Regions from separate parts of the Homo sapiens genome. Here region 2 is linked to region 1. The links are chromatin contacts, found by Hi-C in ENCODE. All regions are on one chromosome and are shown on one strand. The core of a region is the stretch at or near the end of the contact, and the rest is flanking DNA. Distances in the headings are between cores, read along the strand shown. Region 1 overlaps RAF1 (Raf-1 proto-oncogene, serine/threonine kinase). Region 2 holds the start of CCDC174 (coiled-coil domain containing 174).

What was found. A loop is a pair of places that touch in the nucleus more often than their neighbours do.
Region 2: a loop to region 1 is called in a map with no recorded cell type, with 8 times the contacts of the local background. The contact joins the promoter of CCDC174 here to the enhancer-like site in region 1. A Hi-C loop is called at or near these places in 1 of 37 single-sample maps with no recorded cell type.

The regions. Positions count from the first base shown.
Region 1 is chr3:12,646,460-12,649,159 of GRCh38, reverse strand. All of the region lies in intron 1 of RAF1 (Raf-1 proto-oncogene, serine/threonine kinase), which reads left to right. Among named protein-coding and RNA genes, the nearest start is that of RAF1, 16 kb to the left of the region's middle. RefSeq lists an enhancer at 383-432. Within about 2 kb of position 1,384, at least 5 of the 41 ENCODE cell types and tissues checked have a DNase peak (open chromatin) inside an H3K27ac peak, as active enhancers do.
Region 2 is chr3:14,650,339-14,653,038 of GRCh38, reverse strand. It overlaps CCDC174 (coiled-coil domain containing 174), which reads right to left and starts at 1,277. Exons shown (of 11, transcript NM_016474.5): 1 at 1,161-1,277. The coding sequence starts at 1,202. It overlaps LOC124909347 (a long non-coding RNA gene), which reads left to right and starts at 918. Exons shown (of 2, transcript XR_007095826.1): 1 at 918-1,370; 2 at 1,813-2,700. RefSeq lists enhancers at 965-1,034, 1,175-1,574, 1,078-1,736.

The DNA of each region.
Region 1 (2,700 bases), core at 135-2,634:
AGACTAGGGAATTTTTCTTTTTCTTTTCTTTCTTTCTTTTTTTCTGAGACTGAGTTTTGCTCTTGTTACCCAGGCTGGAGTGCAATGGCGTGATCTTGGCTCACTGCAACCTCTGCCTCCTGTGTTCCAGCAATTCTCCTGCCTCAGCCTCCCAAGTAGCTGGCATTACAGGCATGTGCCACCACGCCTGGGTAATTTTGTATTTTTAGTAGAGACTGGGTTTCTCCATGTTGGTCAGGCTGGTCTTGAACTCCCGACCTCAGGTGATCCGCCCACGTCGGCCTCCTAAAGTGCTGGGATTACAGGCGTGAGCCACCGCATCCGGCCGATGGGAATTTTTCTATTTGAAAGCCATTGACTCCAGAAGGAAGTGTAGGGGAGCTGGCTGAATCAGATGGTTACTTTTTTTTTTTTGAAGCAGAATCTCACTCTGTCACTCAGGCTGGAGGACAGTGGTGCGATCTCGGCTCACAGCCACCTCTGCTTCCTGGGTTCACATGATTCTCGTGCCTCAGCCATCTGAGTAGGGAATACAGGTGTGCACCACCACATCCGGCTAATATAGATGGTTACTTCTTGAAACTGCTTTGGTAAGATGTAAACTTGGGGGAATACCTCTTCTCTTGAGGACACATCTCCTCTGCCAAATGAGTGATGCCAGTGTGTAGAATGAATGATTCACTTATATTCTGTGTCCTTATCTTTGAGGAGGGCTAATTTTTTTTAACCACTTGTTGAATATGCAAGATTTACTGTGAAAATTAATGCCTTTAGTATGAAAGAGAAATTAGTGTGGAAATTGTTAGTGTTTCCAGGTGATTTTTTTCCCCCTTCCTTCCTACTTCATTATGTAGCTTTTTTTTTTTTTTTTTTAACTTCGCTGTTACTTGGCTATCTGAATAATCATTCCTAAACCATATTTTATTTGTACATTGTGTGTTTTGGTACTTGTGTTAATGGTGTACTTTGAATACACATCTGTTTATTTTAAAAATCAGCAGTTGCTGACTAGATGAAGAAAACAATGACTGATTTGAAGGTGAAAAGAAAAACTCGGGTTAAAAAAGAGTCCAGACAATGTGATTTAAAATGAAAATAATTTAAGCTTATTTGTGGTGAGAGTTAAAAATAAAGTTGGCTCCAGGTATCATTTGTGGAACTGATTTGTTTTAGCATAATTGTTTTTGAACTAGCTCGTTTTTAACTTGTATTTTTAAAGTTACACTTTTAAAATGTAGGAGTCTGTTTTGTAAACTTGTACAGCCCCTGCTAACTTTTAGAAGAGTAGAGTGGCTTATTTCTTCATGTGTGTTTATTCTGGGCTGTCATCTGATGAAGTTACCAGTTTGTGGTCAGAAATTGAGAAAGAGGAGTGAGGAAACGAAAAATATTGACACGTACACATCACCTTGCAGTGCATGAGAGTGCCCTTTTGGACTGGTTAGGAAACTAACATTTGAGCATATTTGCTCAGCAGAAACTTTTTATGTGTGAAAGTTATTTTTTTTCCAGTGTTGTGACCACTTAAAATTTATTTATTTGTTTTGTTTGTTTGTTTGTTTGTTTGAGACAGGGTCTCACTCTGTTGCCCAGGCTGGAATGCAGTGGCACAATCATGGCTCACTGCAACCTGGACCTCCCTGGGCTCAGGTGATCCTCCCACTTCAGCCTCTTGAATAGCTGGGACTACACATGTGCTACACCGTGCATGGCTGATTTTTTGTAGAGATGGGGTTTCTCCATGTTGTCCAGGCTGGTCTCAAGCTTCTAGGCTCAAGCAGTCTGCTTGCCTCAACCTCTCAAAGTGCTGAGATTACAGGGGTGAGCCACCATGCCTGGCCTGAATTTCTTTTTTTTTTTTTTTGAGATGGAGTCTCGCTCTGTCGCCCAGGCTGGAGTGCAGTGGCGCGATCTCAGCTCACTGCAGCCTTCGCCTCCTGGGTTCCCGCCATTCTCCTGCCTCAGCCTTCCGAGTAGCTGGGACTGCAGGTGCCCGCCACCACACCAGGCTAATTTTTTGTATTTTTAGTAGAGACGGGGTTTCACCATGTTAGCCAGGATGGTCTCGATCTCCTGACCTCGTGATCTGCCCGCCTCGGCCTCCCAAAGTGCTGGGATTACAGGCGTGAGCCACCACGCCTGGCCGGTAATGAAGATTTTAATAATGACTTTAAAAACCAGGCACAGTGGCTCACTCCTGTAATCCTAGCACTTTGGGAGGCCAAGGTGGGTGGATCATTTGAGGTCAGGAGTTTGAGACCAGCCTGGCCAACACATTGAAACCCTTTCTCTACTAAAATCACAAAAATTAGGCTGGGCGTGGTGGCTCACACCTGTAATCCCAGCGTTTTGGGAGGCTGAGGCAGGTGGCTCCTGAGGTCAGGAGTTTGAGACAAGTCTGGCCAACATAGTAAAACCCGTCTCTACTAAATATACAAAAAATTAGCCGGGTGTGGTGGTGTGTGCCTATAATCCCAGCTACTCGGGAGGCTGAGGCAGGAGAATCATGTGAACCCGGGAGGTGGAGGTTGCAATGAGCCGATATTGTGCCATTGCACTCCGGCCTGGCAATAGTGTGAGACTCTGTCTCAAAAAAAAAAAAAAGACAAATACAAAAATTAGCAGGGCGTTGGTGGTGCGCACCTGTAGTCCCAGCCACTCAGGAGGATGAGGTAGGAGAATTACTTGAACCTGGAGGCA
Region 2 (2,700 bases), core at 28-2,527, 2.0 Mb before region 1:
CTCTGAAGTAAATTCAAGATTAAATCAAAGGTTGGGCAATTTGCTCTGATGATGAAAAGGCAGCAGCTTTGGAGTCAAGTAGAGTGAGTGAGAAAGGGTCTATCACTAAGATTTCTTCCCCCCGCCCCCCGCCCCTTAGACGGAGTTTCGCTCTTGTTGCCCAGGTTGGAGTGCAATTGCGCGATCTCGGCTCACCGCAACCTCCGCCTCCCCGGTTCAAGCGATTCTCCTGCCTCAGCTTCCCGAGTAGCTGGGATTACAGGCGTGCACCACCACGCCCGGCTAATTTTTTTATTTTTAGTAGAGACGGGGTTTCTCCATGTTGGTCAGACTGGTCTCAAACTCCCGACCTCAGGTGATCTGCCCGCCTCAGCCTCCCAAAGTGTTGGGATTACAGGCGTGAGTCACCGCGCCCGGCTATCACTAAGATTTCTGTCTGTAAGCTGGGGAAAGCTACTTCATCTTTCCAGGCCTCAATTTCATCATCCATAAAACGGAGATATTAATAGCACCTACCTCCTAAAGCCATTGGGAGGATTCAATGAGATAGTGCATATAAAGTGCTGGCACAAAATGTGTACTTAGAACAAGTTTTCTTTCTAGAGTAGCTGATGTAATAAATCTGCTTACATCCTTTCAGACCTCACAACTCCCTATGCCTGCATTAACAACTGTTTAGTTCCAGGGAGGGCACGCTGGACACTTTCGGGTCCTGCGAAATATGTCACACTCTAAAGTTCTGGGAGGACTTTGTGGGTCCCTGGATGGAGGAGAAACCAGGAAGAGGATATGTCTGCATAGCAAAAAGAAGCTAGGGTTCCTCCTGACTGTAAGGGAGAAGGCTGACGAGGTGCAGGTCCTTGTGGGCAGGGCAGAGGTGAGGCACGGAGTTTCCTAACCCACGGGACACCAGGTTCAGATCCGTGTCCGAGGGTTCTGGCCCGGGCGCATGTCAGAGGAGAGTAGCCCAATTCAGGGTCCTGTAAGAAAACTGAACCGGATCCCCGCCGGAGAAGAAAATCCAGTTCGGGGGTTCCTGTTTGAGGGGAGAGGTCAGGTCTCTGGGTCCCCGAGTGAAGAAACAAGCTAGGTCGACATTCTTGTCTGATGGAGACACGGTGAACCCGGAGCCCGTGGAGTTACCTCATACCCTCACTCACCGAGGAGGCCGTGACGTCCAAAGGCTTTTTCCTACGGTCCATGGTCGTGGCAGAGGGTCCCGGTCCAGGAAGGACCCTTTCTACCCGACACAGGCCTCGTAAGCCTACCTCCGTCGCAACCGGAAGTGTCTTCGACAGCGACACTGAGTTTGCGTGAGTTTGCGACGCGAGTTTGTCAGCTCAGCGCCATCTTGAGAAGGTCAGAGTGTGGTGCGTATTACGTTCACCATCATTTTGGAAAGGTCATAGAGTGCGGAGGTTGACGCTAACTGCTAAGGTCATCTTGAGGGCGGAAGGTAACAAGGATTGGTGTGGGCGCCATCTTGAGAAGGGCGGAATAAAGCTTTTGATTGCGATGGACGCCATATTGGGTGGGGCGGATGTGGGGTTGGCGACAAAGATAACGCCATCTTGGGGAAGGCTGACGCTTAAGTAAGTGAACTCGAGCGTCTCGGGAAAGGTGGATTGGGAGGACCGGAAGAATCTTAACTGCAATTCCAGGACCTGCTGCCTGGCACTTTTCACACGTTAAATAGTTGGTTCTTAAAAGAGCGTACGAGATAAGGATTATTATATTAATCTTAGTAGAAATAACAAGAATAATAGCTAACATTAATGTAGTGCTTATTATGGGCCACTTTACATATTTCAGCTCTTAAGAACGTGAACTCCTGGGCCGGGCGCGGTGGCTCACGCCTGTAATCCCAGCACTTTGGGAGGCTGAGGCGGGTGGATCAGGAGGTCAGGAGTTTGAGACCAGCCTGACCAACATGGTGAAACCCCGTCTCTGCTGAAAATACAAGAAAAAAAAAAAATTAGCCGAGCGTGGTGGTGCGCGCCTGTATTCCCAGCTACTCAGGAGGCTGAGGCAGAAGAATCGCTTGAACCTGGGAGGTGGAGGTTGCAGTGAGTCGAGATCAAAAAAAAAAAAAACAAAGAACACGTGAACTCGAAAGCTGACTTTCTGGGTTGGAATCGCTCTTCACGGCTTACTGCTTGTGTGACCTTGGGCAAGTTACTTAACTTCCGTGTGCCTCAGTTTCCAAAGGGGGATATAATTTTATTTACCTAATGGGTCTTAGTGAGGATTAGATGAGTTAAATGAGCTAGTCTTGATAAAAATGTTAATGATTATGGTAGACAGACCAATCACCCTCACCCCGACTCCCAGATGTCTACCTTCTAATCCCCAGAATCTGGGTATATGGTGACCTTTATATAGCAAAAGAGAATTGGCAGAGATGATGAAATTAAAGCGATTGAGATGGGGAGCTAGCCTGGATTGTGCAGGTGGGTCCCCTATCATCAAAACCATCCTTATAAGGGGTAGACAGGATGGCCAGAGTCAGACAGAGATCAGAGATGCTTTGAAGAGGGAGAGTGGGACCACATGCCTAGGTATGCAGGAGGCCGCTAGAAAAAGCAAAGAAATGAGCCCTCCTCCAGAGTCTCCAGAAGGAATGCAGCATTGCTGACACGGTGATTTTAGTCTTGTAACACTCATCTCAAACTTCTGACTTCCAGAACTCTACCAGAATAC